Linked DNA regions of Homo sapiens: region 2 is linked to region 1. Evidence: chromatin contacts called from ENCODE Hi-C or POLR2A ChIA-PET data. All regions are on one chromosome and are shown on one strand. Each heading gives the region's core, a stretch centred on a gene start or an enhancer-like site at or near the end of the contact. The rest is flanking DNA. Distances are from core to core; before and after follow the strand shown.

Evidence for each region. Hi-C counts contacts between places; a loop is a spot of excess contacts on that map. ChIA-PET counts read pairs that join two places held with the same protein, here RNA polymerase II (POLR2A). Pooled maps may share reads with other maps.
Region 2: a map of IMR-90 shows a loop between it and region 1 (7-fold over the local background). The contact joins the promoter of GOSR2 here to the enhancer-like site in region 1. A Hi-C loop is called at or near these places in 1 of 168 maps with a recorded cell type or tissue (IMR-90), 1 of 37 single-sample maps with no recorded cell type and 11 of 50 pooled maps. POLR2A ChIA-PET finds 5 or more read pairs at or near these places in 2 of 52 experiments (Caco-2 and GM12878).

The regions. Positions count from the first base shown.
Region 1 is chr17:46,262,648-46,268,867 of GRCh38, forward strand. It overlaps a transcript of LRRC37A not described here and the pseudogene LOC100132570. Among named protein-coding and RNA genes, the nearest start is that of LRRC37A, 29 kb to the right of the region's middle. Within about 2 kb of position 3,669, at least 33 of the 41 ENCODE cell types and tissues checked have a DNase peak (open chromatin) inside an H3K27ac peak, as active enhancers do.
Region 2 is chr17:46,919,309-46,925,528 of GRCh38, forward strand. It overlaps GOSR2 (golgi SNAP receptor complex member 2), which reads left to right and starts at 3,852. Exons shown (of 6, transcript NM_004287.5): 1 at 3,852-3,913. The coding sequence starts at 3,885. It overlaps GOSR2-DT (GOSR2 divergent transcript), which reads right to left and starts at 3,563. Exons shown (of 3, transcript NR_186460.1): 1 at 3,503-3,563. It also overlaps a transcript of LRRC37A2 not described here and the pseudogene RNU6ATAC3P. RefSeq lists an enhancer at 3,828-4,552.

The sequences.
Region 1 (6,220 bases), core at 2,419-4,918:
GAATTCCCGTAACTTGTAATCCCAGCTACTTGGGAGGCTGAGGCAGGAGAATCACTTGAACCGGGAGGCGGAGGTTGCGGTGAGCCGAGATCAAGCCATTGCACTCCAGCCTGGGCAACAAGAGCAAAACTCGGTCTTGGAAAAAAAAAAAAAAGAAAAGAAAAGAAAAAAGAAAGGAAGGAAGATCCTCATTGGACAGAGCAAAAAGCAGAATTGATGGCACTGAAAATGAAATCAGCAGCTGATGTACAAGTTCCAGAATGTCTCCTAGAGTAACAAGGAAATCCGGGTGTGGTAGTTTATGCCTGTCATCCAAGCACTTTGTGAGGCCAAGGAGGTTAGTTAGCTTGAGCCCAGGAGTTGGAGACCAGCCTGGCCAACATGGTGAAACCCCATCTCTACAGAAAATATAAAAGTTAGCTGGGTTTGGTGGTGGGTACCTGTAGTCCCAGCTACTCTGGAGGCGAAGGAGGGAGGATCACCTGAGTCCCGCGAGGTCAAGGCCACAGTGAGCCTTGATAGAGTTTTGCCACTGCACTCCAGCCTAAGCAACAGTGAGACCCTGTCTCAATAAACAAACAAACAAACAAATAAATAATTGTAGAGACAGAAGATAAAATGGAGCCCGGTGCAGTGGCTCACGCCTGTAATCCCAGAACTTTGGGAGGCTGAGGTGGGCAGATTACTTGGCCCAGGAGTTTGAGACCAGTCTGCCCAACATGGTGAAACCCCGTCTCTACTAAAAATACAAAAATTAGCCAGGCATGGTGGTGTGTGCCTATAATCCCAGCTACTTGAGAGGCTGAGACAGGAGAATCGATTGAACCCAGGAGGTGGAGGTTGCAGTGAGCTGAGATCACACCACTGCACTCCAGCCTGGGTGACAAAGCCAGACTCTGTCTCAAAAAAAAAAAAAAAAAAAAAAGGCTGAGCACGGTGGCTCATGCCTGTAATCCCAGCACTTTGAGAGGCTGAGCCGGGCAGATCACCTAAGGTCGGGAGTTTGAGACCAGCCTGACCAACATGGAGAAACCCCGTCTCTGCCAAAAATACAGTATTAGCAGGTCGTGGTGGCACATGCCTGTAATCCCAGCTACCTGGGAGGCTGAGGCAGGAGAATCGCTTGAACCTGGGAGGTGGAGGTTGCAGTGAGCCGAGATTGTGCCACTGCACTCCAGACTGGGCAACAAGAGTGAGACTCTGTCTCAAAAAAAAAAAAAAAAAAAAGAGAGAGAGACAGGGTTTCACCAGGTTGGCCAGGCTGGTCTTGGACTCCTGACCTCAAGTGATCTGCCCGCCTCAGCCTCCCAAAGTGCTGGGATTACTGGTGTGGGCCACTGCATCTGGCTCCCACCATCTCTATTAAAATAAGATAAAATAAACATAAAATAATGAACCGACAAAATAATAATACAATTCATTGTAAGTAAAATGCTATCCTGAGTTCTGTGAGTCATTCTGGATAATTCAAATTCTCTAGAATTACCACCTCAGCTGACTTTTTTTTTTTTTTTTTGTAGAGACCAGGCTGGTCTTGAATTCTTGAGCTCAAGTGATCCGCTTCCCTCAGTCTCCCAAAGTGCTGGAATTACATGTGTGAGCCACTGAGCCTGGCCTACAAATTCTTTATTATACAACACACAGTAGATGCTCAATAAATATTTGCTAAGCAGAAACATACACTCAAAATACCAGAAATTATCAAGGAAGTTGCCAGTTGGTCTCTTGGGTTCTTCCTCCCGACAGGTATACACACCTATTGTAAAGATGAACACATTAGGCTGTGAGAAACCAATACTGTTAAACATTCCAATCAGGTGACAAACTCCCTGGGCTCTGGTTTATATTACCAAGCAACCTGATGATAACTTGGCTTCCTGTGTGGCTTGTTTATAGAAAGAGAATGCTACCCAGGCTGACGTGAGTTGCATTTCTGAGTTGATTTCTCACTGTAAATTAATAAACTGGCATTCTGGCTACATAGATCAGTCTCTTTGAACTCTTTGTACCTTCCACCATTAGTGTGATTTCTAAGGCTGCAAGCCAGACACTGCCCAAGACCCAGCACTGGACTCTGGTGAGTTCTTCCAGCTGTTGCCACCCCAGGAGGCTCTGGGAGCCCCTGGGAACCATCCAGCTTGCTCTCTGTCTCTACATTTCAGGGTGTGGGTTTCAGGGCATTCACAACATTCCTGCAACAGAAGAGTTTTGGGAACACCCCCAGCAGGATGTGGGTGATTTGAATGTATGTCAGAGATGTGGTTGTAACTGAGAAATCTTAAGCCTAGTGAATTTTATTCCACTTGACTTAAATAAAGAGCACGTGAAAGAAGGGGATCTGAGGACATCTATGAACAGGGCCCCGAGGGCATGAACTTACTAGTGTTTATATGACTAGTGTTTATCTGGGCCTGTCTAGTCTGGAGAACCTGACTCTGGTGTACCCAAGCTTTGCAGTGGCTGTAGAGGTTTGCTCTTTTGGAGGGAGAAGATAATTCATTCCTCCAACACCTGAATGAGGGTAGATTAACCCACCTCCTTCAGCTGCAATTTGGCAAATTTCTCTTCTTTGATTTAATGCTCAACGGACAAATTTCCTTTCTTCTTCTTCTTCTTCTTCTTCTTCTTCTTCTTCTTCTTCTTCTTCTTCTTCTTCTTCTTCTTCTTCCTCTTCTTCTTTTTTTCTCCTCTTCTTCTTCTTCTTCTCCTCCTTCTCCTTCTTCTCCTTCTTCTTTTCTCTTCCTTCTCCTCCTCCTTCCTCCTCCTCCTCTTCCTACTCTTCTTCCTCTTCCTCTCCTCCTCCTCTTCCTCCTCCTCTTCCTTCTTCTTCTTCTTTCTTTTTTTTTCGGTTTTGAGACAGGGTCTCCGTCACCCAGGCTGGAGTGCAGTGGCACGATCTCGGCTCACTGCAACCTCCACCTCCTAGGCTCAAGCGATCCTCCCACCTCAGCTTCCCATGTGGCTGGGACCAAGGCGTGAGCTACCATGCCCGGCTAATTTTTGTATTTTTTGTAGAGACAGGGTCTCTCCATGTTGCTCAGGCTGGTCTTGAACTCCTGAGCTCAAGAGATCCTCCTGTCTCAGGCTCCCAAAGTCCTGGGATTACAAGCACGAGCCACCATGCCCGGCCTCAACAGGCAACCTTCTGATTAATAATTAGACCTCTGTGCCGGCCGTCGTGGCTGATGCCTGTAATTCCAGCACTTTGGAAGGCCAAGGCGGGTGGATGGCTTGAGGTCGGGCGTTTGAGACCAGCCTGGCCAACACGGTGAAACCCCGTCTCTGCTAAATATACAAAAATTAGCCTGGCATGGTGGCGTATGCCTGTAATCCCAGCTACTTGGGAGGCTGAGGCACGAGAATCGCTTGAACCCGGGAGGCAGAGGTTACAGTGAGCTGTCATATATAATGAAACAGTTTTACTAAACTTAGGAAGCAGTGACTTGGTGTCTCTAGAAATTGCCTAACATACACATTCCAGGATACATTCTCTGTCATCTGGAATCTCCTCCCTTCCACAAACCCACGCTGTCTTAAGCACTATTTTCCTATTTGTTGTTGACCTAATCTAGAAAAAAGCGGCCATCACTCTTTCTCCCCCACTCAGTCCCTCAGTCCCGAAACACCCTTATTCTCCGCACTTGTCACCCCACCCTCTGCTGCCCCCACCGCAGCGCGCAAACGCACACGAGTTTAAAGTTTAGGCTGTGATGCTATCCTCGCCCGCAGATCACAGGACAGACATTCTCGGGGACAACTTTGCGAGGCCATGTGCTCGTCCCCCTTAGGAAGGAAGAGGGAGAAATCCCTGCGGCTCGGTTTTGTTCCAATGGTCTGCTCAGCGAGTGATTCCCGTTTCCCCAAAGGCTGCCCCTCATTAGCATGAACGGGGACGCGGGTGTGGAGAAGGGGTTAGAGGAGAGAAAGCAAGCAAAAGCCCAGGCTCACTTTTAGAGCCTGGGAACCCTGTCTGCAAAAATGACAGCTAGAGCTTTCTGGCTCCTCTGTTTAATCGTCGGATCATCCCCCGAAGCTCCGGTGGAGAGAAAAAGTAAGATCGGTGTAGTGCGGAGCCCTGGGAGCGGAGCGGGGATCTGGGGAGGGGGCGCCCAGGCCTCAGCCGCCGGCCGACAACCGGGCCACCTTCCGTGAGGCCGCACACGCTCCCACAGGCCCGCGCCTGGCGCAAGCCGAGAACCGCGCGTCGCCGCGCCGCGGGCCCGCGACGGAGGAAGCCCCGAGACGCGCGCGCTCACGGGCCCTACGCTTCCCCGCCGCCCGGCCGCGCGCGCGCGCCGCCGAGGGCCCCGCCGGCCCTGCCCACCCCAACCGGCCGCGCGCCGTTGTGCCGGCCCCCGGCTCGCCGCCCGCGCCGCCGCCGCGCCTCAGCTTCAGATTCGGCCTCAGTCAGCCGCGCAGGGACGCGGAGCCCGGCGCCGAGCTCTGCGCTTGCGCTTGCCGGGCGGGCATGGACGGGCGAGAGGCGTTCTGCAAGCGCGAAATCGGTGAGCCCGGCCGCCGCGCCGCCGCCCCGCGAGCCTTTCCGAGTCCCGGAGAATCCTGCACGCGAGATCCCAGGGCGCCCGACCCATGCGGGCCGTTTCGCTGTTGCTAAAAACCAACGCCCAGGGACTGGGAGAGGAACTGGGGTTCCCAAACTGTTTTTTGGAAGCAGCGATGAACGGGATAGTGCATGACGTGGACGTGCTGGGCGCGGGCATCTGGCTGGTGACCCTGCTGGTGGATCGGGACGGGCTGTACAAGATGAACCGCCTGTACCTCACTCACCCCCGACGTCTTCTTCTTCCGAGTCCACATGTTAGTCCTGGACTCCTCCAGCTGCAATAAACCGTGTCCAGAGTTTAAACCTGGTATTGAAACTGAGCTGAATGACGCTGCATATGTACTTTATACCACCGTTTGTAACGTGGGTGCCACAGCCCGGGCTGTGGGTCGTCCAGTCTTTTTTTGGGACGGATGGGGGACAGTATTGTAACATGATTAGGATTTAGACGACAGGTATTATTTCCGCCACTGTGATTTAAGCACCGTCAGCCCCACCCCCACGGGTGAGAACGGCAGCTGTTGGCACAAAGCGGGCTGTCAATAAATAGATGTTGACAAATGGAGTGAGCGACCACCAAACACCATTGCCAGAAGGGACTGTACAGAACTGAGTTTAGAAAAGCTGCTTTTTTGGGGGAGTGTGTGGAGGGTTGGTAGCGGGGAATACCCACTCCCACATCTTTTTTTTTTTTTTTTTTTTTTTTTTAGACAGAGTCTCGCTCTGTTGCCCAGGCTGGAGTGCAATGGCGCCATCTCAGCTCACTGCAACCTCCGTCCCCCAGGTTCAAGCCATTCTCCTGCCCTCAGCCTCCCAAGTAGCTGGGATTACAGGCTGAGCCACTGCGCCCAGCCCCACTCCCACATCTTTCTAGGCATGTGCTCTGGGAAATCCTGATACAATGTGATAAGGACCTTTGTTCTGTAATGTGGGCTGGTTACGTATTGCTTTCCCTTCCCCACACCCCGTGCTACTTTTTGTATTTTTAGTACAGATGGGGTTTCACCATGTTGGCTAGGCTGGTCTCAAACTCCTGACCTCAAGTAATCTGCCCGCCTCGGCCTCCCAAAGTGCTAGGATTAAAGGCGTGAGCCACTGCACTGGCCTGGTTGGGTTGGTTATCTTCTAAAGGTCGCTAGACTGTTTCCACCTTGCCTGTAGACTAAATATCAGTTTCAACTTGTGCAGCAAGATAGTAGATTGCAGCTTAGGTATTTCTTAAAGGCCTTATATTTTCTGTTTCATGGCATTTAAAAGACGCTATGAATTAATGTTCTGGTTATTTTGTCCAGGCAGCAGGTATATTGTGATGGGCCACATCTACCATAAGAGAGGGCAGCTTCCTACAGCTCTGCTCCAGGTCCTGAGAGGCCATCTCTGTCCAGGGGATGGACTGCTGAGGAGCAGCAGCAGCTATGTGAAAAGGTTTAACCCAAAAAGGGAAGGGCAAATTCAAGGTGCAATTCATACCCAATGCATTTGAAACAACCATCCTGGCATTTCTGGATCACAAGAGACATCGGCAACAAGACATGAAAGGTCTATCTTCATGTAATGGGTCCTCCTTTAGAAGAGAGCCCAAAGCTACTCTATGAATGACCTGCATAGTTACAACTGTAATCTCGAAGGTGTCACTTTGTTATTTACAAGATGCTT
Region 2 (6,220 bases), core at 2,602-5,101, 660 kb after region 1:
TATATCAATTATCCAAGTGGTTTAGCCATACAAGAAAAAGAAAAAATGGGATATAAGTTAAAAATGCAGTAAGCTGGAGAGTGGCATTTTCTTCTATTTAGAGGAAGGCCTAAATACGTATAAAGACTTAAGAGACTGAGAGGCAGAAGGGAGATCTTCTGGACTTCAATTTCCTTATCTGCCTTATCCACCTCCCAGGGATGCCATGAGACCCAAAGGAAAACAAGACATAGGCATGAAAATTATTTGAGAAATTTTTTACATTACTATCCTCTGATAGATTTTTCTGATAGCTTCCAACTACCCGCAGAATAAAAATCTATAAAGAAAAACCCAATCTGACATTTAAGATTTCCTGGCCAGGCGCAGTGGCTCACGCCTGTAACCCCAGCACTTTGGAGGCCAAAGCGGGTGGATCATCTGAGGTCGGGAGTTCGAGACCAGCCTGACCAACATGGTGAAACCCTGTCTCTACTAAAAATACAAAAATTAGCTGGGCGTGGTGGTGGGTGCCTGTAATCCTAGCTACTCGGGAGGCTGAGGCAGGAGAATTGCTTGAACCCAGGAGGCGGAGGTTGCAGTGAACCAAGATTGCACCATTGCATTCCAGCCTGAGCAACAGAGCGAGACTCCATCTCAAAAAAAAGAAAGAAAGAAAGAAAAAAAAATTCCTATGATCTCGTTCTAACCTTTCTTCGACTACTATTATTGCCCCAAACACCCTGAATCCAGCCAGAGGAGATTCATGTTCTTTCCTTCTGTTTGCCTTTGCTCAAGCTATTCCCTCAGCCTCAAATGCCCTCCTCTTCATCTCTACCAGGCAGACACAATAAACATTTTCAGAGTGGTTAGTATATACAAGACACTGTTAAAATTCTATTGATTCTTGAAGGTCTTATTCATATGCTATTTTGTCCATGAACCGTTCTTGCCCTTCCCACGGAAATGGTACTTTGTATCAATTGTAGCATGTATTCTACTTAATAATGTAGCTTGAGGGTATGATTAGTTCTCCCAACAGACCATGAGAGATATGGGAGGTTTTAGGGCTGTGTCTTGCTTGTGTTCCTATCTCCAGTATCTGTGCATGGTACATTGTAGATGCTCAATTATAGAAAAAGTGAAAAAAATAATTTTAGGAAAAGAATGTACATGGGTGGACAGTCTCTTGGGACACAAAACTGGGTGGGATCCAGGATCCAGGAAAAGAGAAGTATCAACTTGTCCAAGAAAAGAATGTCTCCTGCCTTGGGAGGAATAGTAGATAAGCTTGGAGGATGGAAACGGGATAGCCTATGTGGAGACAGAGAAGTGTCCAAACCCAGTCCCAGCTCAAATGCCACCCCTTCATTAAGTCTCTCCTAAATCTCCTCCTAGAGACGACCCCCAGCTCAGCTCAATCTCTTTGGATTTTCTACCTTCTAGAATGTTTGTCTTGATAAATAAAATTCATAGAAAGCCATTGGTTTGGACTGAGCTCCTGCACTAGGCGCAACAGGCCAAACCAAAATAGAGTCACTCATGCTAAAGTTCCAAGCCACAAAGCCAAAATTAAGCTGCTCATCTGACCTTAGGAGAAATCAGAAGAGAGGGAAAATAGCCATATCCCCATGATAAAGGAAGTCCCTTCTGCCTTAACCAATACAAGTAAAATAACTTTGAAACTTGTTCTTTGTTTCTGCTTTTTTTTTTCAGCCCTTTTCTGTCTATAAAGATAATCTCCTCTGCTCAGCTCATCAGAATACTCATTCTATTTTATAGAATAAGGTGTTGCCTGGTGCTAGAATCGCAAATAGCCAGTTAAGATCTGTAACTGTGTTGTATTAAAGGAGAGAAGGTTAGCACTCCCTTTGACAAGGATGGAAGAGGCCCTTGGGCCTGACAACACGCATACGGTTAAGGCATTACCACCTACTTCGTGGGATCTAACCATCGTTTTTGAAATGGTGCTGGGAAAACTAGCTAGCCATATGTAGAAAGCTGAAACTGGATCCCTTCCTTACACCTTATACAAAAATCAATTCAAGATGGATTAAAGACTTACATGTTAGACCTAAAACCATAAAAACCCTAGAAGAAAACCTAGGCAATACCATTCAGGACATAGGCATGGGCAAGGACTTCATGTCTAAAACACCAAAAGCAATGACAACGAAAGCCAAAATTGACAAATGGGATCTAATTAAACTAAAGAGCTTCTGCACAGCAAAAGAAACTACCATCAGAGTGAACAGGCAACCTACAGAATGGGAGAAAATTTTTGCAATCTACTCATCTGACAAAGAGCTAATATCCAGAATCTACAATGAACTCAAACAAATTTACAAGAAAAAAACAAACAACCCCATCAACAAGTGGGCGAAGGATATGAACAGACACTTCTCAAAAGAAGACATTTATGCAGCCAACAGACACATGAAAAAATGCTCATCATCACTGGCCATCAGAGAAATGCAAATCAAAACCACAATGAGATACCATCTCACACCAGTTAGAATGGCGACCATTAAAAAGTCAGGAAACAACAGCTGCTGGAGAGGATGTGGAGAAATAAGAACACTTTTACACTGTTGGTGGGACTGTTAACTGGTTCAACCATTGTGGAAGACAGTGTGGAGATTTCTCAGGGATCTAGAACTAGAAATACCATTTGACCCAGCCATCCCATTACTGGGTATATACCCAAAGGATTATAAATCATGCTGCTATAAAGACACATTTACATGTATGTTTATTGCAGCACTATTCACAATAGCAAAGACCTGGAACCAACCCAAATGTCCAACAATGACAGACTGGATTAAGAAAATGTGGCATATATACACCATGGAATACTATGCAGCCATAAAAAATGATGAGTTCATGTCCTTTGTAGGGACACGGATGAAGCTGGAAACCAACATTCTCAGCAAACTATCGCAAGGACAAAAAAACAAACATTACATGTTCTCACTCATAGGTGGGAACTGAACGATGAGAACACTTGGACACAGGAAGGGGGACATCACACTTCGGGGCCTGTTGTGGGGTGGGGAGAGGGGGAAGGGATAGCATTAGGAGATATACCTAATGTAAATGACGAGTTAATGGGTGCAGCACACCAACATGGCACATGTATACATATGTAACAACCCTGCACGTTGTGCACATGTACCCTAGAACTTAAAGTATAATAATAAAAAATAATAAAATAAAGAAAAAAAATCTATAACTACATTTCTTGTAATTTTGTCTTTTGAGAGTATACATATCTTATTTCCTTTCCCAGACCAGAACCTCTTTGAGGGCAGGAGGAACCCGGTTTTCCCTACTTTACACATGACACATAATAACCACTCATTCAATGTAGGTTTACTGGATGGATAAATAGGAATGGGGGGTAGATAGGCGGGAGAGTGAGTAGACAAATGCGAAACAGGAAAAGCTTGCGCCAGGAAAAACAGTGAAGAGCGAAATCTCCAGACCCCCGATTAAATGGTTTAAAGTGAAGCCAAGCAAGAACCTCCAGTCCTCTCTGCGGCAGAGAACAGCAGATGATAGCGGCTCGCCTTCAACTTTGCTCTGAGGACCTCTCGTTAGTATCCCGCGATTGTCCTTCCTAACGCCTGACTGAATCCTGAGGCTAGCCTTCAGCGAACATGTACACCGCCTTGCCCTTCACGTGAAGCCGAGCCTGTGACTACACTTATCCTTCCGTCGCCGGCCTCATTTCTCCTTCCCCTTCTCCGATCTCGCAACCACTGCTAGTAAGGCGCGCGTGCGGGCAGCCCTGGCCGGCAGGGGAGGGAGGGTCCTGCGACCGGAAGCCGGAAACCGGAAGGGGGGCTGTGAGGACGTGTTCCGAGGAAGCCAGAGCCGGAGCCGTGGCCTGCGGGGCCGGCGACATGGATCCCCTGTTCCAGCAAACGCACAAGTGAGGGCCGGTCGGGGAGCGGGCAGGGGCTAGACGAGGCGAGGCCAGGTGAGCCTGGCTTCTGGGGCTGAGGCCTCGGACGTCAGCCAGGGTAGAGGCCGAGTTTTTCCGCCAGGGCACTGCTGGGGATGCCTCCGAAGTGCTTAATCCTTGGCGGGACTCCCAGGTCAGCCACAGACAGTGGGTTCAGGCTGGGGCCTGGAGACGTGGGGCAGATGACTCCTGGGGTCTGCAAGTTCGTGACTACCTGCTGGGTAGACTGGGTGACGGGAAACTGGCACCTGCAGGTTATAAAACTTTGTCCAGCACTTGTCAACTCGGTGCTCCTGGTTGGTAGACCTCGAGAGGAGACACGGAGTAGGAGACACGGCCCCTGGCCGTAGGAGTGTACTGTTTAATTGGAGAGTCAGGGCACGTACGGGAAAGTATTTGTATTCTTATTCGATTTATACTAAAGACCACATTTTTATGGTACAAAGAAATTGCTGTCCACGTAGCATTCACTATTATTACTTGTTAATCGTATCTGGTTACAGGTTATCGCTAAGAAAATCAAATTGTAATTTAGTTTCTCATAACTTAAATTCCTTGGTAGTGTCCTTTATTCGCATCGTCCTGCACTTTCGGAATTGCTGAGATACGTAGTTGAGTATTAATGGGGCCATACTTACCCTATTTTTGGGGGCGGGGGGCAGAATTATGATTTTTACCCTGTTTTGGAGGGACGGAATTTTATGATTTTTATTTTTTATTGTAAAATATACACAACATAAGATTTACTGTTTTAACAATTTTTAAGTGTACAATTCAGTGACATTGAGTACATTCACAACTTACATCACTACGATCCATTTCCAGAACTTTTTCATCATCCCAGTGTGCCTGTTAATCAGTAGCACTTCATTTCTTCCTTCCAGAACACCTAGTAACCTCTGTTTTACTTCTCTCTATGAGTTTACCTATTCTAGATACTTAATATAAGTGGAGTCATACAGAATTTGTCCTTTTGTATCTGGCTTATTTCACTTAATGTTTTCAGGGTTCATCTATATTGTAGCCTGTTACCAGAATTTCATTCTGTTTTATGACGGAATAATATTCCGTTTTATGTGTCTACCACATTTTGTTATCCATTCATCTGTTGATGGACACTTGAGTTGTTTCCACCATTGGGCTGTTGAGAATAATACTGCTATGAACTCTGGTGTAGAAGTATCTGTTTTAGTTTCTCTTCTCAATTTTTTGAGGTATATACCTATCCTATTGAGAACTTTCAAACTTATGCTGTAGTTTTGTTGATTAAAACACTTAAAATCACACTCCCAAGGCCTGGAAATGAAATGCCCTGAAGCATGAGGAATAAGAGGGTGATGATCCTCTTTCTCTTTCATTTTCTAAGTTTATGGGTTTCTTTTATTTTGGCGATGAGGTGTTTCATTTGGACAGGCGAAAATACAGAACCTACTTTGTAATGACAGAATTTTCTTTTACACTGGGGAGCCCTATTCTCACATAAACGTTATAGGAAGGGACTTAAAACTAGTCTGTGAGTAATTTAGAGAAAGAATGAAACGAAATTATGTTCATGTTACTAAGAAAGGGCCTATCTTTCACAATAGCAGGGCACAATGGGCATAGTAGTGCCTTGAAGTTAATCTGTTATGTATGGTCTTATCTAGTTAATTTAGTTAAAGGATGTTGCCAAGAAGGCCATGACCCATTTTATATTCAAGAATAACTTTATTTAGAGAGTCTTAGACTACCTGTTTTCAGTGCAGCTAATCACAGAGAAAACTGCATGGCTCAGAAGAGGAATTCTAAATGGTACCCCAAACAAGGTGTGTGGAGTGTAGATGCTCTGTAGGCCTCCAACAATGCACCCTTGGACTCTAGCAGCTTGCCAGTTTTTTCTATTAAGGGCCAGATAGTAAATATTTTAGGCTCTGTGGGCTATACGGTCTCTGTAGTTACTACTCTGCTGTTATATTGGGAAAACAGCCATAGACAATATGTAAACTAATTGATGTACCTGTGTTCCAGTACAATTTTATTTATCAAAACAAGCAGTGGGCCAGCTTTGCCCCACAACTATTAGGCCCTCTGCTACCCCGACACTCATTAATTCATTGAATATTTATTGAGCACCTACTATGTGCTGTGCACCATTCTCAGTGCTGGCAGCACAGCCCTGCCCTCGAGGAGTTTACCTTCTTTTATGCTGCAGTATCTTGTCTATCTTTCCTCTCCAGTGCTGAACCAGGAGTGGGAGTTCTGGTTCTAGACCTCCTTACTTTATTTTTCCTCATC